Linked DNA regions of Homo sapiens: regions 1 and 3 are each linked to region 2. Evidence: chromatin loops called from intact Hi-C (ENCODE). Cell type or tissue: PC-3. All regions are shown on one strand. Links, peaks and the distances in the headings refer to the core of each region. The heading gives the core; the rest is flanking DNA.

The links. Hi-C counts contacts between places; a loop is a spot of excess contacts. Peaks named below come from ENCODE experiments on the same cell type or tissue, not always from the same donor. Only the 100,000 strongest peaks of a DNase experiment are listed, where the experiment ranks them.
Region 1: a loop joins it to region 2, with 2.4 times the contacts of the local background. A loop is called at or near these places in 4 of 110 quality-filtered maps.
Region 3: a loop joins it to region 2, with 2.2 times the contacts of the local background. A loop is called at or near these places in 3 of 110 quality-filtered maps.

Annotation. Positions count from the first base shown.
Region 1 is chr15:32,976,382-32,984,375 of GRCh38, reverse strand. All of the region lies in intron 7 of FMN1 (formin 1), which reads left to right. Among named protein-coding and RNA genes, the nearest start is that of FMN1, 210 kb to the left of the region's middle. In PC-3, for the core only: no CTCF peak of the experiment used is centred there; DNase peaks (open chromatin) are centred at 2,635 and 4,445; H3K27ac peaks cover 2,985 bases.
Region 2 is chr15:32,821,707-32,829,700 of GRCh38, reverse strand. All of the region lies in intron 17 of FMN1 (formin 1), which reads left to right. Among named protein-coding and RNA genes, the nearest start is that of GREM1-AS1, 110 kb to the right of the region's middle. In PC-3, for the core only: a CTCF peak has its summit at 4,660; a DNase peak (open chromatin) is centred at 4,760; H3K4me3 peaks cover 626 bases; H3K27ac peaks cover 4,108 bases.
Region 3 is chr15:32,728,948-32,736,941 of GRCh38, reverse strand. It overlaps GREM1 (gremlin 1, DAN family BMP antagonist), which reads right to left. Exons shown (of 2, transcript NM_013372.7): 2 at 1-6,252. The coding sequence starts at 6,251. The coding sequence ends at 5,697. Among named protein-coding and RNA genes, the nearest start is that of GREM1-AS1, 14 kb to the right of the region's middle. RefSeq lists an enhancer at 5,537-6,076. In PC-3, for the core only: no CTCF peak of the experiment used is centred there; no DNase peak of the experiment used is centred there; H3K27ac peaks cover 578 bases.

The sequences.
Region 1 (7,994 bases), core at 1,618-6,617, 160 kb before region 2:
GGAGGAAACTGTGCTAATTGCACTGTGGGACAGACTATCTGTTTGATAGGTGGTGTTCTTTAAAACTAAGAAAAAATATTAATCTATTGCATAAAAGAAAATAAAAAACCCAAAGTAGTCCTTTAAGCTAAACCTAATCCTTGCATTGGAGGCTGGCTTAAGAAAAACAAAACTTAAAAAAAAATCTTCAAGCTGGCTTGAGAATAGAAGATAGTAGTAGGTCTTTTTTTCTTATAAAAGCAGAAACTTTTTTTGTTTGGAAGCATTTATGGATGAAATATGAAAAAAATCACACTCATCATAAGTATAATGCGGTAGAAAACAGGCTGTAGAGACAGGGGAAGAAATGAGACATCACGGTGTTAAATGGAACATAACATTGTGCCTAACACTTTGAGCTTTTAAATGTCATTCACCCCCTTGCCTGGCCATGTTCCCACGTAGCTGCAATGTAAGAATGATACTGAATGTGGCAGTACCATCTTAGAGGATTACTACTGATCCTGTCTTAGCGCTGAATTCACCTCGACAGAGAAACCTCTAAAAGATGGGTCATAGTAGTGCAAAATGCTGTAGTGTTGATGAAAGAGGTTAAACTTTTACCTCAAGAAATTTGAACACTTGAGTCTCTTTAAGACGTGAGTAATGCTTTAGATACTTTTCGGACTCATTTTACTCTACTTTCTGTGATAATGTCTTTTTTCAACAGAGAGAGATTTTGTTGCAGACAGAATCTTGCTGTGGAAGCCCAACTTTTATGTAACATTATATTAGTGTTCACTTATTTTACAATTTTTAATTCATCTAACATATATGTTTCACTTATAATATCAATCTTTAAGAGGTTTTTTCGATGAGATATAATTTTACATGTAATAAAAAAATTGCTGTTCTAAGTGTACCATCTGAGGTTTCACCAAAAATGTGCAGTCATGTAAACATACTACAATCAGGATGTAGAACATTTCCATTACCGTAAACAATTTCCCTGTGTCCATTGGAAGACAACCCCTCTTCTGATCTCAGGCTCCTGGCATCCATTGATGTTTTCTATCAGTACAGTTTTGATTTTACCAGAACGTCATATCCATAGAACCATGCAATATATAGTCTGTTGAGTCAGCTCCTTTCACTTAACAGAGTGCATTTGAGACTCATCCATATTGTTGGCATCTACCTGAAATCCATTTCTTTTTACTTCTGAGTAGGATTCTACTTGGTGCACTTTCCGCAGTTTTATTTTTTCACCAGTTGAAGAACGTTTGGGTGGCTTCTAATTTTGGGCAATGTATTCATCAGGGTTTTCCGGAGAAACATAAGTAATAGGATGTGTGCGTCTATGTGTGCGTGTATACGTAAAATATATAGATATATATTAATGTGAATATTTTAAAATGTATATGAAGAGATTTATTATGAAGAATTGGCTTACATGATGATGGACGCTGATAAGTTCCAAAATCTGCAGGGTAAACTGGAGATCTAGGAGGGCCGACAGTATAGCTGTGGTCTGTGTCTAGAGGCCTGAGATTCAGGAGGGCTGGGGGTGTAGTTCCTGTGCAAAACCTGGCAGACTCAAGACCCAAGAAGAGTTCAGGTGTAAAGACAGGAAAGTCTTTATGTCCCAGTTCGAAGGCCACTGGGCAGGAGGAATTTTTTCTTAGTAGTGGGAGAGTCAGTCTTTTCGTTCTATTGAGGCCTGTAACAGATTGCATGAGGCCCACCTACATTAGGGAGGGCAATCTGCTTTACCCAGCCTCCAGATTTAAATGTTAATCTCATCCAAAACACCTTCACAGACACATCCAGAATAATGTTTGGCCAAATAACTGGGCACCCTGGGGGTCAGTCAAGTTGATACATAAAGTTAACCATCACAGGCTATTATTGATAAAGCTACCAAAAACATTAGTATATGGATTTTCATATTAACCTATGTTTTTGTTTCACTTGGGCAAATGTGTAGGAGTGGGATCGATAGTTGATATGGAAAGTGTGTGTTTAACTTTATAAGAAATGGCCAAACTGCTTTCCAAAGTGACTGTACCACTGTCCATTCCCATCAGCAATCTGAGAGTTCTAGTTGTTCCACATTCTCACTAGCATTTGGTATTGTCAGGTTGGTCTGTTTTCTTCTCTCACTCCTCCCTCTCCTCCCTCCTCCTAATAGGCGTGCAGTGATATCTTATGTGGTTTTAATTTGTGTCTTCCTGTTGAGATGACTAGTGATGTTGAACATCTTTTTATGTGCTTATTTGCTATTCGTATATCTCTCTTGGTAGATTATCTGTTCAGATCTTTTACCTATTTTTGGAGCGTGGAGGGAATTTTTTTTTCCTTATTTTTGTTTTAACTGAATTCTCTCTATGCTCTGGAAACAAGTCCTGTGTCCGTTATTTGTTTTCCAACATTTTTTCCCTGTGTGGCTTAGAGACTTGCAACAAACAGAAAATTTTAATTGTGAAAGGGTCTGTCTAATTGATCAGTTTTTAAATGGATCATGCTGTTTTAAAAATGAATTTTTTAGTTGACAACAATTGTATATGTTCATTGTGTGCAATATTGTGTTTTGATATGTGTATACGTTGTGGAATGCCTAAATCAAGCTAAGTAACATATCCTAAATGAATCATGCTTTTGCTGTCCTGTGCTAAATGAATCATGTTTTTGATGGCATATGTAAGAACTCTGCCTAATCCAAGGTCCTAAGTATATTCTTCTGTGTTTTCATTAAGATGCTTTTTTGAGGACAACAAAGTTGACTGAAAAGTTGACTCAAAGGCTGTTGAGTCTTATGTTAGCACAGAATGTAATAATAATAATAATAATAATTATTATTATTATTATTATTATTATTTGAGATGGAGTCTTGCTCTGTTGCCCAGGCTGGAGTGCAGTGGCGCGATCTCGGCTCACTGCAGGCTCCGCCTCCTGGGTTCACACCATTCTCCTGCCTCAGCCTCCCGAGTAGCTGGGACTACAAGTGCCTGCCACCGGCTGGGACTACAAGTGCCTGCCACCGCGCCGGCTAATTTTTTTCGTATTTTTAGTAGAGACGCAGTTTCACCTTATTAACCAGGATGGTCTCAATCTCCTGACCTCATGATCCACCCGCCTCCGCCTCCCAAAGTGCTGGGATTACAGGCGTGAGCCACCGCACCCAGTCAGAATTTAATTAATTTGAATGTAATATTTTAGTTACAGAAAATCTTAAAAATCACATTTTACAAAATAGTTACAAATGGAAACATTTTTTGAAAAAAAATTTCCTTTTAAAATCCCAGGGTTTGAATAGAATTGAATAAAATAAAAGAGCTCTAAAATTAAACATGAATTATAAGAAATGTATTTCATTCTTTTTTGAGACACAGTTTCACTCTGCTGCCCAGGCTGGGGTGCAGTGGCACGATCTCTGCTTACTGCAACCTCCGCTTCCCGGGTTCAAGCAATTTCCATGCATCAGCCTCCTGGGTAGCTGGGGTTACAAGCACGCATCACCACGCCCGGCTAATTTTTTGTGTGTTACTAGTAGAGATGGGGTTTTGCCATTGGCCAGGCTGATCTTGAACTCCTAACCTCAGATCCGCCTTCCTTGGCCTCCCAAAGTGTATATGCATGAGTCTGAATTTTAAAAGAAGAAAAAAGAAAAGGAAGGAAAATAGACCAGTTATAATTTTCCCTAATCAATGAAACCATTTTAGAGACATAGATTCAGGAAATCAGAGAAAATTTGGTATTCCAAAGACTGAAATAAAACAAAACAAAACAGAAAATGGTTAACCAAGTACCCCAGTAGTAGATCTGCTGATGGTATATAAATGTGTAAAATTTTTGGCATAATACTGTACAGTTTTAAAAATCACAATATTTAAGATTAAATGTTCTTTTAATATAGTGTGAAAACTGAGTTTACAGAACTGAAGCACCTCTTTGGATCCCTAGAAAACCTGGTTTGTAAAGAAAATAAAACCCAGATATATAAAGCAAGTTTAAGGTTACATAGCAGCCTTATGCAGAGCTAAAGCCAAGTGCTGTGACCCTATTTTAGGTTTTTGTTTTTTTTTTTTTCAAACTGACCTAGACACTCAAATTCTAGCAGAAAATATTTCTCTTTGGGTCCATTTCTTAAGGAATTAAGATTATATTCAATTTTGTGATCCCTTTCTGGCATCTTATGTCTTGTATAACGAGTGTGCCTTTTGGCTAGGGTGAGCAATTTTTGGAAATTTAAAACACTTCCCCTCCTAGCTTCTTTTAGAGGAGGCATCCTAAGCCAGAACCCAAATCATAAAGAAAGACAAGCAAACCCTCTTTGTTTGTTTGCCCTGTCGATTTGCCTATAACGTAAAACCCATTCAATGGCAGATTTCTCAAGTGACTAATCCCTGGTAAAACTCAAAGTGGCAAGGAGAAGGTGATTGTGATCCATGCATGCATCATCGGTCATTTGTTTAAGTAATGAAAGTGGAAAGCCAAATACCTCCTTGCTTACTTGCAAAAATTAATTCAGGGAGGTTGGTTTATGCATGGTTGGGCTTGGAGTAGCATTCTGCTCATGGGATACAGTGAACACAAATGACTTTGGTATGCTTTTGCTGGATGAATCAAATGCATTTGATGGTAGGTCCTGGGTTTTCTTCAGTTGTCAAGGAAAAAGTTATGTCTGAATAATAATAGTAAAAATAATAGCACTGTAAAACTCACACCAGCTCAGTTGTCCTGGAAATTCATCATAACTTACAAATATATTACTGTTTCTACCTAGAATGTGAGCTTCTGAAAGTATGAATGGTTTCTTTTTTTTTTTTTTTTTTTTTTTTGAGACAGAGTCTTGCTCTGTTGCGCAGGCTGCAGTGCAATGGCACAATCTCCGCTCACTACAAGCTCCGCCTCCCGGGTTCACGCTGTTATCTTGCCTCAGCCTCCCAAGTAGCTGGGACTACAGGCACCCACCACCACGCCCGGCTAATTTTTTGTATTTTTTAGTAGAGACGGGGTTTCACCATGTTAGCCAGGATGGTCTCGATCTCCTGACCTCGTGATCTGCCCACCTCAGCCTCCGAAAGTGCTGGGATTACAGGTGTGAACCACCATGCCGGGCGAATGGTTTCTTATTTTCCACAGGATCTGGTACTTTGCAGATGCTCATCAAAGCTTGTTTGAGTATTGGCTGGTAGGGAGGCCATCTTTGTTGTGATGAAAACCTGTTTGCATTCTACCAGGTTTATACAGCACCACTATGAAGAGTAAGCTCATAGCAGAAGATGTATCACCAACCACTCCTCTGAGCCCCTTCTTGCTCCCAGAGAGCTGTATCATTTGTAAAGTTGCGGGAACTATTTTTCTAGTCAGTACTCCTAGAGTCTTATGTATAAGTTTCATCTTTTACACCAGAAAGAACTCAACAGCTGGCCCCTTTTTATATCAACTGACTCCATTTGATAATTCTATATAATTGACCTAATATCATTTTTTCATTTCCTACCGAATTCCAATTTAAGACATGTACTAAATGTTGGGAGTATGTAAGGCAAACCTGACTGAGGAATCCGCATCATGGTTTTCAAAATGATACTGTTGTGCAGGTGGACATTGGCCATGGGATAGTATCCGTTTATAGACAAGTGTGTGAGGCATCTAGAGGGAAATATTAAAATGATTAATTAATTGGAGAACCCCAGTTTGTCACAGTGTATTAAGGACCTGGGTTTATCATCTGTTTCTTCTAAGCTTGCATATACTCTAGAATGTGTAATGCCTCATTGGACTGGCTGCAGCTTCAGTAGTGATAATAATAATACAACATAAAATTGCAAGTTCTCTCTTTTAATAGAGAAGGAATTAGTATGTTGGCTCATTGCCTAAAATGTGCAGTCTTAGTTTTGCTCATTGGGTTTAGAACTACTTTTTGGAAAAATAGAGTCTGAAAGTCATTTCCATGGATATATATCCATTTTGTGACTTATATTTTGGATATTAATAATTTAGAAATAAAATATTACTGAAGTTCCCCGATGAGTAATAATGCCTTTTATTTCATAAAATGCACTCTGGCTACAATTTTGTTTTGTGTCTCAAGTATAAACCTCAGTGCAGATTTCAAACATCTGTTTTACTTTCCTGCTACTTCCTTGGATGACTATCCATGGTTATATTTGCTGATTTTAAAGGTGTATTCCTTAAAACTTGTAATTAACTATCACCTTTCAAAATTAATGAATAGGCTGGGTGCAGTGACTCACACCTGTAATCCCAGCACTTTGGGAGGCTGAGGCAGGGGATCACGAGGTCAAGAGATTGAGACCATCCTGGCCAACATGGTGAAACCCTGTCTCTACTAAGAATAAAAAAATCAGCAGGGCGTGGGGGCATGCATCTGTAGTCCCAGCTTCTTGGGAGGCTGAGGCAGGAGAATCACTTAAACGTGGGAGGCGGAGGTTGCAGTGAGCCGAGATTGTGCCATGCACTCCAGCCTGGTTACAGAGACTCTGTCTCAGAAAAAAAAAAAAAAAGAATAATTGTATCTAAATTGCATACTTATCACTGGTTTTCAGAGTACCTTCTTGAATCTGATTTTGTGTGAACATTTGCATTCATAATGAGGCTTGGGACTATCTGTTTATATTGCTTAGATAATACCATGCTTTAAGCTCTTATGAAGCTTTTATGAATAGAGATGTGTTCAAAGAAGCTTTGAAACAAAGTGATACGAGAGTCTTGGGTGTGGAAATTACTAATGTTTTAGAACTACAGGAAATCTTAATGACTAAGTATTTTAAACCTCTCATTTCAGACATATATAAAATGAGGCTTAGAGGAAATTTGAAAATTGGCTAAGAGCAAGTAACTAATGATTGAGATAACCAGGAATAGAACTCAAGTCTTTGAACCCAATGCTTTTTCCACCTGAGAGCCAAGAAACTTCAAATCAATTATTTACTTAATCATTCCATATCTTTTTCAGGAGGATGGAGGGCAAATATTTTGAGGAAAGCATCTGTGACTAGAAAGTATCTTTTTTTGTGTATTGGCATACTGACTTCCTAAAATATATTGCATGGGAAGGATTATTAATCATTGAGGATCAGTGATAAGGTGGATAGTAGATTTAGTCTATCTCTTATTGGCGATTTACTTAATTCCTCATTGCTTCTCTTTCTTCATCTGGAAAACAGCCACAATACCAGTATTCTCACAGATTGTTGTTATAATTATATGCATTGATGTAATGCAAATGCATTGTAAGAGGTGGAATGTAGTTTTACTAATTAATTATTATGAGTTAGTATTACTGGATATCAATTTAGGGAGTCATCTGATATTCAAAATATTAAGGCAGAAAGAGCATAAATTTTTATATCAGCCAGGATTGAAATCCCCTTGTTACTATTTTTCAGCTGTGGGATCTTATACAGATTAACGTCCCCCAGAATGTCTGCCTTGCAGAGTCACAAGGATGAAGGCTAGCATAGTGCCTGGAACACTCACGCCATGTTGGTTTGGATTCTCTTCTTGTGTTTCTCGAGCATCAGCATGGCAGGTGATTACTTGAGGTCAGCACCATTTTTACACAGGTGTACTCTCCAGCATTGCATTCATTGGGTTTTACTCGGAGTCAGCTTCATATCAATTACTCTTTACCCCTTCTTTTCCTGCCCTGTTTCTCTATTTCTTTATCCCTCCCAGCAAGTTCTAATTACAGAAATGTGTCAAATGTGCCTCATGTTTCTAAGTGTCCTTGACATGGCCTTTTGGTTGTAACTTGATGTGCTTACATTTCTGATAAGGACAAAAAAATTATAATAGTTAATTAAAACCAGCTTTTGTTAATTTATGGGTTCTCATCAAACCCAATGCCATTCTCTTCATTAATAGAAACTTTTGTTTTTACAGTGGCTAGTATAAGCCAATTAACTAAGGGATTATTGAAGTCTCTGGACAGCCTTCAAAAAGAAAACAGAAGAAACTCGTATGCATGTCCAAAGCCATAGAAT
Region 2 (7,994 bases), core at 2,078-7,077:
AATCCTTATTGCTTTTGTAAGCTGAGACAATATGCCCAGTCCATACCAACACCAAATAAGGTATCTTGGAATGTGATTGCATCCATATGCTTTCAGCTCATGCAATATAGGCACAGAGAACCAATTTTAGGAAACTGGCCTCAAAGGAAGGCACGGGCTCTTGATTAGATTCCCACCATTCTACTCCAGCAGCCACATATAGAGCCCTTAATATTAATTTTAATGTAAGTTGGAGGAAATTTTCCAATCTTTGAAAACTATCTTTCACCCCCCTCTCCTGGGGGCCTGTGTTATTCACCAGCTAGAAACACTAGCAGCTGGAAGCAGAAGATGGCTTGTCTAGTCCTCCTGGATGCATGCATTTAAAGAGCTGTAAGGTTGACAGAACTTTCGCCGGAGCGCATGTTTTTAACTTAGTAGGAATAATAGCTTGGTCTCATAAACTGTTGTGCCATCTTAGATTATATATTGCATGGCAAATTTTTGTTATTGGGTATTTGTCTAGTTACATCAATATTAACTAGAGTAGACCTTGAGAAAGCAGAGAAGGAAATTTTGCTTCATTTGGGCTGGAGTTTTGCTATCCAGTTTCTGAGTTCTTGCACATTGCATTTTGAGTCTGTGACCAAATGACCTGCCTCTTGCTCCAAGTAAACAAATACTGACATTCTTGCCATCCACCAGTGTCTTTCCTCTAGGGGATGACAAAACATTCGATGTGTAGCAAATATACATAGGTGCCAGCAGATAAAGAGTTTTGCCTTAGGTCATCTACCAGGAAATATTATATTTTACCTACCTATCTCCCTGTTCACTGGGAGGAATTCTGAAATCCTTAAGTAAAAGACGTTGAAACTACTAACGTGTTCCTTTGTTGTATCAATATTTCTAGTAGTCGGAATGTATGCTTTCTATTCCCAGTAATTTTATTAGGTTACTAAAAAAATATGATTTGGTTAAGAGGGAACATGAGCCAAGTGGTAGGGCTAAATCCCTTCTTCTGTCTGAGTCGTGACAATATTTTAACCGCAAATGTTTATCTTTCATCCTCAGGGGAGATGAGTAGCCTCTTTTTTGAATCATCCTCTGCAGAGTGCAGTAGATGCAAAGCAGTACTATTATCCAAATTGTTAGCTCTTACAGCCAAGCTAGAGTCTATTCACTGTTACAAAAACCCAGTGAGAAAAAAAAAAAACATGCTAAATGATAAAGAATTACAAAATCACATTTCAATTAGCTCCATTAATTTGGAAAATGGAATTTCCCTTTGTACGACTTGGAGTAATCAAAATTTACCAAATTAAGAAGAAATTCTGACATTCTGCACTACAGAAAGGATGAACCATATTGGGCTTACCATTCTGCATCCTAATTTTTAATATCTATTGATGTTGATACATATGGATCTAATTACTTTGTCTCTTTTTGAAACAGAGTCTTGCTCTGTTGCCCAGGCTGGAGTGCAGTGGTGCAATCTGGGCTCACTGCAACCTCCGCCTCCTGAGTTCAAACGATTCTCCTGCTTCAGCCTCCCACGTAGCTGGGATTACAGGTACCTGCTACCATGCCGGCTAATTTTTGTATTTCACCATGTTGGTCAGGCTGGTTTCAAACTCCCAACCTCAAGTGATCCACCTGCCTTGGCCTTCCAAAGTGCTGGGATTACAGGCATGAGCCACCACACCCAGCCTGGGTCCGATTCCTTTTAACCACTATACATTATTCAGTTGTGTGAATAAACCATGTTTTTCTTTATCCATACCTCTTTCACTTCATGTTCTTAAGTTAGTCACATCATTCTGGACCTCTGCTATAAAGGAGAGCCAGCAATCTGTATGTCCTTTTTTTTTTTTTCTTGAGACGGAGTCTTGCTCTGTCACCCAGGCTGGAGTGCAGTGGCGCAATCTCCGCTCACTGCAAGCTCCACCTCCTGGACTCACGCCATTCTCCTGCCTCAGCCTCCCGAGTAGCTGGGACTACAGGTGCCCGCCACCACGCCAGGCTAATTTCTTTTTGTATTTTTAGTAGCGACGGATGTTAGCCAGGATGGTCTCGATCTCCTGACCTGATGATCCACCTGTCTCGGCCTCCCAGAGTGCTGGGATTACAGGCATGAGCCACCGCGTCCGGCCTGTATGTCCTTTCTTCATTGGGTCGTTAAAAAGATGAACAAGACAATAATGTGAAATGATTATAACTCTTTTGTTAGAAAGTGGTACAAACATGAAAACTAATGCTATTTTCTTATATGTTATGATTTTCATCTAGAACGACAAGATTCCTTGATCATTCTTTGTTTTATTTAAGTGAATAGTAGGTAATAATCCATTTGTGAAAGTGATGGGAATGTAAAATTAGACAAATGTGATTAGCTGGGCCTTACCGCCACAAACTCTGCTCAAGATAATGCTGCCGAGACCCAAAGACAATCATTTTGTTGCTCATAAATGACAGTTTAAGCTGGTGAGTGGCTGAGGTCCAGCATTCTCCTTGGTTCCTAGATGGACGGTAAAGCTGCTTGGACCATAATTTTCCATCTTTCTTCTTGGAAAGAGTGACTGGAGGCCACTCAGTAAAGTGAACCTTGGAAATAAGACTTCTGTCTCACACAACCTGTTCATGAAAGGGAGCTATAAAAATAAACGCATATTCAGAGCCTAATGGAGACGTGGCAACAGGCCTGAGGACATGCCATCCCTGAATCCCCTCCTCTGATTCTCCTGTAGTTCTACTTAGTTTCAGAACAAGATGAATGCATCAGTTGTAGGCAAACATCAGTTGTGTGTGTTTTCTCAGCTTGTTTATTTAGAAAGTAGTTGAAGGAGATAAGAATGAGTAGCTTTGGAAAGAGCCAGCGCTAGGAAAACTGGGAAGGACATAAGAGAATAGCATTTCCACAGCTAAGATGCTATCTGGAAGCCGCCTGGAATATTGTAATGATAGTGTGAGATCATGTAGTGTTCTAATAGAAGGTGGGTCTCTCTTCGTTCCTACATACAAACTCCAAAGCAAACTCCTAGGTGGGTATGACTTAAGAATGGAGCAAAGCATTAGCATTAAATGGCAAGAAGTCTGGATTAAACATAGATGAAGAGAGACTCCCTTGTTGTTCTCACTACTTTCCTGGTTTCTCATTAAATTGGTCTGCGCTTCCCTGGGGTCCTTTGATTCTGTTTTTGCCCTCTTTTCACTAAATCTTCCTTTAATTTCCTTTGGTTTGATCTGATGACATTAGCCCTTTCCATCAGTTTCTGAGCATACCCTTTTGGCTTGTTTCCTCTTTCTCCTTAAATCTCAGGGCAGCGTTTTTCCCCCAGGGAATTCGATCTCAGTGTCTTTCAACACCTTCACTGTTGGCCTGTAGCCTCTCAGGCTGCGCTAAGCAGGGCCCTGGAGAGTCTTCCACTCTCCCTGGAGAGCTGCTTCTCTATGGGCTGTGGGACACTTGACCTCACGTGTCTCCCCACCACCCTTGTGAAAGAAGCAGCCATTAGGCCCTCTTGACATGTGTGGGAAGCACTATTCTGAGAAACACTCTAGGGACCCCACTGCTAAGTCAGTGATAGATTTTGACATCCAGAGGGAGGGTCAGCTCCCTTGAGTCTCACTTTGAGTGATTTCTAACTACTATTTCCATCATTCGAGTTTTGTTATCCAAACAGCCTTATCCAAAATGTGCTGTTATTACTACCAGTGTCATTGTTGTTTGACCTCTCAAAACTACTTATTCTAAACAACATCTCGCACACTGATTTTATATGTCAGGTCTAATACAATTTGGGGAAAAGGTTACTGAGTACCTAATCTTAACCATTCATTCTTTATGAATAGGCCCACAGTGTGTCAGATATTGTGCCGAGCAAAGATAAGAGACGGTCTCCCGGCTTAAAGATCTCACAACGTAGTCAGGAGAGCCAATCCTAAACAGACAACTGTATAATAGGGGAATGGCAATGAAAAGGGTAATAGAGAAAATTTCTTCAGCCCATTTTTGAGAGTCAGCAGTGTGTCAGGTACTGTGCCAGGCATAGTTTATATAGTCATGAACAGGACAGATAAACTTATAATTAGCAAGCGCAAGAGACAAAAGAGCAAATAAGTAACCCATTGTATAATTACAAATTGTGGAAAGTTTAGGTTTGGCTGAAGAGGGCTGGTATTAAGAAACCTACTTTAAAAGAGTAGGGAGAGTAGAACAGTGATGACATTTAAGTCTGGGAAGGAGCCAGTTATAGGAAGCATAGAAGAAAAACACATCGTACGCAGAAAGAACACCATGATTGGCAGCCCTGAGGCAGCTGAGAGCTTGGCATACTGAGAGATTAAGATGGGCGAATACAACTAGAACTAGGGCAGACCACCTAGGCAGGGCCCTGAAGATCATGAGACGGAATTTGGATTTTATTCTACAGGAAGCCTTAAAAGAATTTGTAAAATGAAAGTAACCTGACTACATTCATGTTTTAAAAGATTATTCTGGTTGCTGTGTAGACAAATAAATGCACAGAGGCAAAAGTAGATAAGGAAGTTACTGAAGTAGCTCAGGTGAAAAATGAGCATCTTGGACCAGGCTGGTGGAAATTGAGATGGAAAAGTATGGATGAATTCAAGACTATGTTTTCGAAGTAGAAAAGACAGGAATTGGATTTAAACGTAGGAGTTGTACAAAAGGAGGAGCCAAATCCCAGGTTTTGATCATCTTAGTGAATGTCGATGCTATTTACTGAGGTGACTCAGACAAGGAAAGGAACAAATTTGTGTTATGGTAGACAATTCAGGGAATAATTGGAATTCCTGGACAGCTATTCATGTCAGGATGTTCAGCAGAGCAGGGGAAATGCAAATCTGATGTTGAGAATGTAGTTTGGAGTTGATGATAGAGATTTGAGATTCATCGGCAGAACGAGAGTAGCTGAATTTATAGCTAATTATAAAACAGAGGGCTGGGGCACGGTGGCTCACACCTGTAGTCCCAGCTACTCAGGAGGCTGAGGTGGGAGGATCACTTGAGCCTAGGAATTGGAGGCTCCAGTGAGCCTTGATTGCACCACTGTGCTCCAGCCTAGGTGACAGAGTGAGACCTTGTCTCTTAAAAGATAGAAAAGAGTCTAGAGAGCGGGCCTTGGAGCCTGAATATATTTAAGAGGGAGAAGAAGAGCCAGTGGCGGGAACAGAGCAAGTGATCAGAATGGGTGAGATAATTGACCAATGTTGAACATGACCCTACCTGACTTGCCACTGATAAGCATTTTTTCCTTGCAAATAAAATTTAAAAATACTGTTTCTGAAAATGTTCAAAAAACTCTAAAGCATTACCTATGTGTAATCTGTCAAATTCATGTGGATATCTATCCACTCTGTGAGGTAAGCACGCACTAAGAGGACCATGTAAGAATCTGAGCCTCTGAAAACCAGTGTTGGGCTCCACGCTCCAGCCCAGGCAGACTTGGCTTTCATGGTATGAAGGAAATGGGACGTGTTGCTTTTTAAATAGTACTCACAGTTATTAAATAACATGATTAATAATAACGTGACCAAAGATTTTTAAAAATTCCTTTCCCACCTTTCCCCTCTCACGGGGGGTACATTACACTATCTGTTGCTGGTGGCATTGCTGCCATCCCCAAGTCCATGTTTCAACTGTGTGTGGCTTCCAGCACTTCAGTGAAATCTTATTTAATCACACATGCCATTTTATAGACCTGTAAAGAAGGGAGCACATGGCTTTTGGCAGGGGCACACTGTTCCAATGTGGTCTTCCCTATGTTTGCAGTAGGATGTTACAGCTCCAGGCTCCATGCCTTCCACCTTGTGAGTTCGCAGAAGCCTGTTCTGTGAAGAATACTTTTCGAATATGAAAGTTACCCACGAAGCATTCTGGACCAGGGGTGTGACTAAACCTCCAGCATGAGTTGGAATAGTAGCTTTCAGGGGCTTTGTTTCCACATAGTGCCTTTAAAATTGGTATTTTAAAAATGGTTATGATTGTACCACCATGTCCTTATTTATGATAATAGTAAAATTGCTACTTTAGCATTTTGTTGGTTTACAAATCTTTAAAAATGCTCAAAACATGTAAGAACTGTCATAGAATGTATGTGAGAGGAAACTTAAAACTTTGAGTTTTGAAATTTAAGCAGTTTTCTTGGAATAACGGCATTTGTGAGAATTTTCTCATTCTGCAGAGATGACCTCTTTGGGCCCACCTTGGTGTAGGCAATAACGATAGAAACTCTCGGCCGGGCGCAGTGGCTCACACCTGTAATCCCAGCACTTTGGGAGGCCAAGGTGGGCGGATCACGAGGTCAGGAGATCGAGACCTTCCTGGCTAACACCGTGAAACCCTGTCTCTACTAAAAATACAAAAAGAAATTAACTGGGCATGGTGGTGGGTGCCTGTAGTCCCAGCTACTCGGGAGGCTGAAGCAGGAGAATGGTGTGAACCCAGGAGGCAGAGCTTGCAGTGAGCCGAGATTGAGCCACTGCACTCCAGCCTGGGTGATAGAGCAAGACTCTGTCTCAAAAAAAAAAAAAAAAAAAAAAAAAAACAGTAGAAACTCTCTGTCTTTGAGACAGACCATGAATGGGGGCTCGTGGGTAGGAGAGAAAGGGCGCAGTGCCTTGGGTAGCTCAGGATATGAGTGAGTACCCTGCCCCATGGAACATTCTGCCCTCCTCTGTTCTCCCCAAGATAGAGTAGCTGCAGCATATTGTCCTACTCTTGTACCCAATGGTGAGACTCAACTAGCAAGATTGGTTCCGTGTCCAGAATCAACAACAGAGGAAAGCCAAGAAACTCAACAAACAGGAGAATTTACACCTGAAAAAACATGCTTGTAGGCAGAACAGATATTCAGAACATGTGTGTTTTATAATCTCAGAGAACTATAAGATACAGACACCTTCATAAAAAAGAATCCAGTAGAGAATATAGAAATTAAAATTTGAGTTGATGAAATATTTTTAAAAGAGAGTAAGAAATACTCAAATAATGCAACATTACTTCCCAGAAATGAAAATACATTGCATCTCTTATTGAAAGAGCCAACAGAGGCAATGAAAAATAAATGTACACATATGTGCACCCTTAATTCTTTATAATGAACCTTGAGAAATCAAGGCTTTAGAAAAATGCTGAGAGACAAGAAGCTTCTGAGCAGCAACACTGGATGCAGGAAAAAAAAATGGAGTAATAAGTGTAAAGTTCTGAGGGGAAAAATATCAGAACCTAGAATTCTAAATTTAACCAAACTGTCATTAAAGTAAATGAGAAAAGTAAATTCTTTTGAGAAACGCAGAGCCTAGAAAGATTACTAATCGTAGATCATCTTTTTTGTTTGTTTGTTTGTTTGTGACAGACTCTCACTCTGTCACCCAGGCCTGGAGTGCAGTGCTGCAATCTCGGCTCACTGCAACCTCCACCTCCTGGGTTCACGTGATTCTCCTGCCTCAGCTTCCTGAGTAGCTGCAATTACAGGTGCATGCCACCACACCTGGCTAATTTTTGTATTTTTAGTAGAGGCGGGGTTTCACCATGTTGGCCAGGCTGGTCTCGAACTCCTGATCTCAGGTGATTCACCTGCCTTGGCCTCCCAAAGTGCTGGGATTACAGGTATCTCACAGATCTTCTCTTGAAGTTGTACTTCTTCAAGTTGAAAATGAATCTAGGAAGAAGTGGAGTAGCAAAAGGTATAATGAGCAAAGACATTTATAAAATAATGGTTAAAGCATTACTAATAAAATGTAAAGCATTTGTGTTTGATAATGTGGAAATAAAATTGCAGGTGATATCAAAATGGGATGAGGCATTGGATGTGACCGTAGAATTTAGGAGGAGAATGAAAGGAAAAGCAAGCCTCCCTTATATTGTTCCAGGTTAGGGTATTGAGATATAATAAGCTGTAGATAACCTTAAAATCACAGGTATAATGGGTGTTAAGATTTAAGTATTAGCCGGATGTGGTGGCTCATGCCTGTAATCCCAGCACTTTGGG
Region 3 (7,994 bases), core at 2,061-7,060, 93 kb after region 2:
TTTATTACTCACATGAGGCTTTTTGTGGAGAGCAGCTCACGTCTCCTAACCTGGTCTGAAAATGACTTGAGAGAGCCAGGAAAGGAGACTGGTTTGGGCTTTTTATGATGTTTAGAAAGTATGACTTGGATGAGGATTCCCACATGCAGGCAGGGCCATGCATGGTTTGATCGTACTGTCATTTCCCCAGGGTTTGTTGTTGTTTCTTTGTTTAATGACTTTTCTGAACTAATTCTGTAAAGTCTGTATTTTTTGTTGTGTGTGGACACTGAAGTCTCTGCTTGGTTAGTAGTCATCTAATAGTTGTACACGGATTTCCTCAAACACTTGGAATCAATAATTCAACCAGTCTCTGCCAAGGAGCTCTGTGTGAATGCTGAGGCACACTCAACACTCCGCCATGCAATTGACAACTCTGCATTCCCTTTACTTATGGCTTGTGCAGAGCCTCAAGATCAGCTTGAAGTGAGAGCTTAAGGCTTTCTTGGGTTTTTCCTGAGCATCTGCACAGTCCTGGGCATGGATGGAGTCCTATTTATGCATTTGGCAGTCTAGATTGCCAATAACACTTTGGAGCTTTTCAAAGTCCCTATGAAAATCTCTTTTTCCAGCTTCTCCTTTTAGGCTTTTTATTTAGCCAATTGCTTTCCCCAACTGTTATACATTACCCCAGGCAGCCACAAAGAGAATCAATTGCCTCTAGTTGTTTTGACAAAGTTTTTTACCCTGGGAAGCTTCCAGTCAGGTCAAATATAGCCTTGCAAGTGGAGCTTCCAGGGCCTGCCAAACAGGTCAAATAGTGACAATTGTCTAGGAATGGGACTTTGAAAGAACTCCAACTCCATTCTGTCACCTTCAGTGGCTGCCAGACTGCTGATTTTCATGGTAATTGCAGGCTGTTGGTTTCAAAGCTATTGTGGAGCTGGAGAGGGGGAGATGAGAGTAGTGCAAGTTACAATATCACAGTGCTCACAGAGATTTAGTCTTTTTCTTGAATAAATGCTCTGCAAATTGCTATACATCTTCAGTTAATTTCCAGAGCTATAAGAAGTTGAATCTATTTTTGTCACATTCTCATTAGTTTTATGGAGGAGAGACTCTTTGGGGGACCAGGGAATCTCAAGCATTGTTGCTGACATCCTCCCACATTCTTCTTTTTTTTTTTTTTCTTAAGCTTGAAATGCTCTTCCGTGTCAAGTCCCACTCACACCTTTCAGGCCTTGTATTTTTCTAATGGGTGTGGCTTTTCTGAGAACACTTTCTCCTTGGTACTTGCTTCCATTCTCCCCCTCCAAGTCCAAGAAGGCCATGACAAAAAGAGAGGTGGCCAAGAGGCTTTGACTGAATGCTTCAGATCTTGGGTTCCTGATGATGCAGCTATAATCTCAGGGTGGCCTTAATCGCTAGATGTGAACAATCTAGTTAGATCTATTTTTAGAGTGCTGTGTTATGTTCTTAAAAGAACAAACCGATAAAAGTTGCTCACAGTTTTGCATAATGTTTAAGGACCCAGTGCCACAGTAAGACCATATAAGTTCACTGCTTTCTAGCAGTGATAATGGTACCTACCTCACTGAGCTACCGTGAAGATTGAGTGAGAAACAATTCAAAGAAAATCCTTAGCACAGTGTCTGGTGTAACCATCCCATACATAGCTGCTGGGATTTTCATTATCATCAGAGCACCCATACCTAATAGAAATCTTGTATTATATATCTAAGTAGAAAGGGACCTCAGAAATTGACAAGTTCACAATTGCACACCAAGGGCAGTGACTTACTCTACTTCACATCCCTATTAAATGATATCTAGCCTGTGGTTTAATATTTCCAAGGACAGGAGTTCACTATCTTTTAAAGGTACCTCATGGTATTGCCAATCACTCTTACCACTAGGAAGCTTTTCCTTCTACTGAGCCCCAAATCTTTCTCCTGCTTTTCCCCTGGAACACCCTGAAATGAAGATATTATCATTTCTGTGTGATGGTCCTTCCATCTCAGGGCCTCCCTTATAACACTCTATAGTTCTTCTTTCTAGTTGTGCTCTAGGGAAGAGGCTGGTACTTCCGATTGCAGACCAGCTCTCCCTTGCCACAACCTGAAGTGTCCTACGGAAATCAAGCAGGGTCTGAAAGGCCTAGGCAAAAGGAATAAATTCCACCAAAGATCACAGGCTATCCAATTCTCTTTTCTACCTCCCTTCCCATGATAAGTGCATCCCTGCTCCACCTCTGCCCTAGGAACACTACCAAACACAAACGCACGCTCACACACACAGAAAGAATAGGTTTAATTTATTAGTTGCTCTTTAGCAAAGGCTATATAGAACATTATTGGGGTGAAAATTAAATTCTAGTTACAGATTCATGAAACTTGAAGCCAAATTAGTTTTATGAGACTATCAACTCCCCTTTCATCCTCCTACACAGCAAGGTACCTCATAGTCTATATAATTCTTTGCCGTTTTTAAATGATTTAAGCAGACATAATACATAATGCAGTTGATATTAAATATCTTGAGGAATGTCAATAGAACTACTTTCACTCTTAGGCATTAACTGATCACTTATAAATGTTCTGTTTATCCACTTTTCATTTTAGATTTTCTCCTTAAAAGGACTTTATGTGTGAACTAGTCATCATTATCTGCTATTCGTTTGTATACATGCATCGTAAGTCTTCCAAAATAACATTTAAAGTCTTTCTTAATATTGCTTTAGAAATGTTAACCTTTAAGGAACATTCAATTTAAAAAATAAAGATTCAGGCACTGACTCAGGAAGACATGTTCAGCTGGGTCAAGATTTTGTTTCCCCTGACCAGATAAAAGACTCTAACAACATACGGTGTGTCAGCTTCTTCTTTGCCCAACTCAGAGAAAGTCATATAAAGGAGAAAAAGAAAACATGCTTGAAATCACAGTGACCAAAGGATTTGAAGTAATAATTACATTAAATAACCATAACTTTTCATTTAACTATTCACATTCCACACAGTGGAAATTATCCTCTCCTCCAGATTTTTCACTTACACTCTTAACTTTGAAGACCTACAGTAACAAAAAACAACTTACAGACTTCCAGGATGTGTGTTTTTTTCTTTTAATGCCAAGCACAAAGTGTACATCATAAAATTCATATTTGGTGTTTGGCATTATTTTAATAGGTATGATCAAGACCACAAATATCTTGCCATAAAAATATTCTACTATAATAATGAAAAAATATATCATTACATCATCAGTGACTCGAATAAAATATGGTATAGATATGGCATTTTCAATGAAAGTTGGAAGACACACCACATTTGTACTAGTCTTAATATAGGCACAGTAAGAAGAACAGATATTTCCCTCTTTGGCTAGTGATATGCTTTTAGGGTAGTTACGCTGCTGATTATCCCAGTGAAGTTAGTGTTGAGGAAATTCTCTTTACTTGAGCCAAATCTGCACTTATGTGCAAGACTGTGGTACAAGCTCCTAAAAGAAGATTACTGCTGCCAACTTAAGTCATCTCCGTTAACGAAATTGCATTCTTGTGGCAGAGTTAAAACAACAAGAGAAATTCAGTGTTTGCTGGTTCTGAATGTCATTTTTCCTCCCTGGTGTGGTTTTACATTTTCAGCTTCTTTCCCTTTTCTTCTCTCCCACCCTCAAAATTCTGCCTTAGCATTTGTGTGCTTAATTAAATCCACTCTGTGCTTTATTGTTGGAGAATGTGGACAATACAAAGATTTGGGGTGGGGTCATACAGTGTATACAAAACACACACACTATGTGTTTGGACAAATTCGCCTAGCGTGAGAATCATCAGTAGTGAGTTTAAAAGTTTGAAAATCAGACCCAACATTTTGGGTGTTTAAAATATCTCCCGCCTTGAAATGGCTCCTGTTTAGTTGTTAGATGGGAGAGCACTGGATCAAAACAAAAACGAAATAAAAACAGCTTCTCGAGTTGCAAGGGTTCTCTGAATGCCAGAGCCTTGATCGGCAACTGAATCTCAAGTCTGCAGTGTTTGTTTTCCATATTACATAGGACTTGGCTAGGAGGCTGAGAAGATACAAGGCAAAAAGAGTATTCAGGGAGTTTGTATATAAAACCTCAGGCTTGAAGAAAACAGGTTAACCAAATCCAAAGTACAATAAAGTTCACCCACCCTGCACTTTGGCCCTTAGATCAATCCTAAGTAGCCATTGCCAGTAGGCCAAGTTTAATCAGAGGACAGTGCCTACCAGTAAATACTGAATAGTTACAATAGTTATGTCCATCCAACCAGTAGCAGATGAACAGCTAATACATCATGATGCTATGCTCTCCTAACAGGGTCCCCTCAGATCCTCAGTGAGCACATAAAGAAAGGGAGGTCATATCCCTTACATCTCTACCAGGTATTAACACCTAACTACTCTCTAGCCAGAGGCAATTCCCTTTATTTCCTTACTCTCGTCGTCTTCTCTTTAGCCCAATCTCCTGACAATAGTTAAAACAAAAAGACCCCCAAAATATCTCTTGCTAAAACAGAGTAGTCCCTAAACTCTCTCATCTTAGACTACTGTCAGGTACACTCAGCAGAGGCAGGATCTTTATCAATCAAGTTAGTGGCTCTCAGAAGCATTATGGGAAATAGTGGAATGGAAATGAGCTGACTATAACCACGATAAAGGAAAGGTATTAGGAATTTCAGCCTCTGAGGTTTTTGATTAATTCCCACCCCTATGCAGAGAGTTCTAAACTACCTCTCTTTTCCACCTGAGGGACAAAGCAGAGGAGTTGGTTTGGTTTAGCTAACTTGCTTGGGTCCGAACATAGGAGTGGTCAGTATTTATGTTTTCAGTTTGGTGTTAGGTTTGAGCAGATTGCAACGGCCAAAGTTAATCACTTTCTGGCAATCTCATTTCTCCTCTGTTCACTTGGGTTCTGTTAAATACTAGGAAAAGACTTTCTCAGAAGCATCAGCCTGTGTTCTGGTATTGGCCTTTCAAGCTTCTGCAATGTCCCTACTGACTTTTGCTGGACCTGATTTGGCCTCACCCTCCACCCTCCCTTTCTCACTCCACTATCCTGCTTGTCCTTGCCCACACCAGCCTCTCCCAGAGTCTGGAGGGTCTTCACAAAATGAAAAACATTTGCATCATGGTTAAGTGAATTAATTTAGGAACCTTGGCAAACAAGAGATTAGACTGACATAGTCACTATCAACTTAAGAAGAGATGGATTGTGAGGAGGAGGAGGAAAGGAGGATGCAAGCACAGGTTAAAAGGACTTTTCCATGTCGAATGCAGCACTAAAACAGGTCTCTTGCCCTCAGAGGAGCCTCTTCCATGAACATTCATTCCGAAAGGAGATTCTGGTCCCCAGGAGGGCACAAAAACACAAAGTCAGAACCAGACCACGGCCCCGCCCCTTTAGATGTGAGCCGGGGTGAGGTGGGTTTCTGGTACATCCCCATTAAAGCAGATATGTTTACAAAATAGGGAGTGCTCTCTAGCAGAGACTGTGTTTTCTCTGGTGTCTAAAAACACCCACAGGCACCCATCCACACTCATGCACACGAACTACGCACAAGCAGGCTCCTGCCAGGAGGCAGCTGGGGGTTCTTCTGGCCTCTAGGTTTAAGCCAAGTAAGAATCTGGTTGTTTTAGGTCTGGGACTTCCTGGGGCTGCATTCCTAGGACATGCTGGGTGCACCTGGATTTGGCTTAATCCAAATCGATGGATATGCAACGACACTGCTTCACACGTGTGACTCTCTTCTTCTTGGTAGGTGGCTGTAGTTCAGGGCAGTTGAGTGTGACCATCATGGTAGTGAATTTCTTGGGCTTGCAGAAGGAGCAGGACTGAAAGGAACCTTCCTCCTTCCGGATGTGCCTGGGGATGTAGAAAGAGTTGCACTGGCCGTAACAGAAGCGGTTGATGATGGTGCGACTGTTGCAGCCTTCCTCGTGGATGGTCTGCTTAAGCGGCTGGGTTTTGCACCAGTCTCGCTTCAGGTATTTGCGCTCCGTCACATGCAGGGCCTCTTGGCTGGACTCCAGCACCTCCTCCCCGGGCATGGCAGTGCCCCGCCCTTGGCCCCGCCCCCGGTTCCTGGAGCCAGGCTGCTGGGGCGACTGAGTCTGCTCTGAGTCATTGTGCTGGGCCTTGTCTGGCGGGGGGATGGCACCTTGGGACCCTTTCTTTTTCCCTTCAGCAGCCGGCAGCAGGGTCCCCAAGAGGAGAAGCAGGGCTCCCACCGTGTAGGCTGTGCGGCTCATACTAAAGAAAGGAAGCACAGAGAGGGGAAGACACAAAACATGGCAAAGTTAATTTAAAAATTAATAATAATAGCACCTAGCATTTAAACGCACCGTTAAACACTTAACGTGAAATATTCCATTTACTTCTCACAGTACCTGTATGAATTAGGTACTATTATCTCCATGACCCAGCCATCAATCCATGGAGTAACTCACCCAGAGTCCCACAGTGACTAAGTCAAGGTTTAAACTCAGCCAGGGCCTAGCTCTTCTCTGCACCTATTCTCACAAGAACTTCTTCCTGGCCTCTGGCACCAACCACATTTGTCTTTGTATTACGTTCACTTATTGAGGGGAACTTATTTTCTATTTTGTTTTACAGCAAGATGAATTAACCTCTCTGCTCAGAGGACTTCATTCCTCCGGAAACCTCCCAGTCTTTTCTCCCCAACTAGCCTGAGGCTTCCTGAGCTGTGAATGCTTATGAGACTTTGCATTTTTATCATATGTGGAAGGAGAGATTCATGGAGACCAGAAGGCATTTGACAGAGGGAAAACAACAAAACAGGAAAGGTCGCGCTCCTGGTGCAGTAACTTGCTATCTGATCTTAAAGATGTCACTTTGTCTCTCAGTAAATCACTCCATTTAAGCAAAGATACCAATACTTCGTCTCCCCAGGTACGCTGTTCAGATCCAACTCGATGTCAATGTGACAGCAATTGGAGAACTAACCAAATGTGTGGCAGTACTGCAGATGGAATGAAAGACAGTAGCGTGTAGGTGACGTGACTCATGAGGCTTCACCTCTCACTTATTCTCATCTTGAAACTGGGCACAGATACTCAATGTATCACTTTGTACCACGATATACATTTTTCTACCTTTTAAATAGTGAAATATGTCATTCACATGTGTCTGTGTATATACAATTTAAAAGGTAGAAAAATGGGCATGATAGAACAAGTATGTGCAAATATTTACATTAATAAATGGCATGGGCATGCTGAATAAATTAGTGGCAATGGATTAGTGGATGGGTCAGAAGCTAGATATGGGTCTGAAAGGGCAGTGATATGTGAACAATGGCAAAAAATAACAAGGAGGTGAGGTGAGGGAAAACCGACAAAAAATAGGAAACCATAGACAGAGAGAGAAAAGAATGAATGAAGTGAAGAATGCAATTCAGAGAAAGGGGAACTCTTCTACAAGTTGAATGTTCAGGGGAGGTAGTAAAGGCAGACAGAAAAGGCGGAAGAAGAGGGAAAGGTGGAGAAGGAGCAGCATATTTTTAAAAAGGAGAGTGCAAGAGAGAAGCCTCAGACAGACTAAAAAGATTTTCCTCCTGGGACAGTGCTTCTTAGACTTGAAAGTGCAGACAATTGGCCGGGCGCAGTGGCTCACGCCTGTAATCCCAGCACTTTGGGAGGCCCAGATGGGCGGCGGATCACGAGGTCAGGAGATCGAGACCATCCTGGCTAACACGGTGAAACCCCATCTCTACTAAAAATACAAAAAAATTAGCCGGGCGTAGTGGCGGGCGCCTGTAGTGCCAGCTACTCGGGAGTCTAAGGCAGGAGAATGGCGTGAACCCGGGAGTCAGAGCTTGCAGTGAGCCGAGATCGCGCCACTGCACTCCAGCCTGGGTGACTGAGCGAGACTCTGTCTCAAAAAAAAGAAGAAAGAAAGAAAGAAAAAAAAAAAGAAAGTGCAGACAATATCTGGGGATATTGTTAAGATGCAGATTATGATTCAGCAGGTCT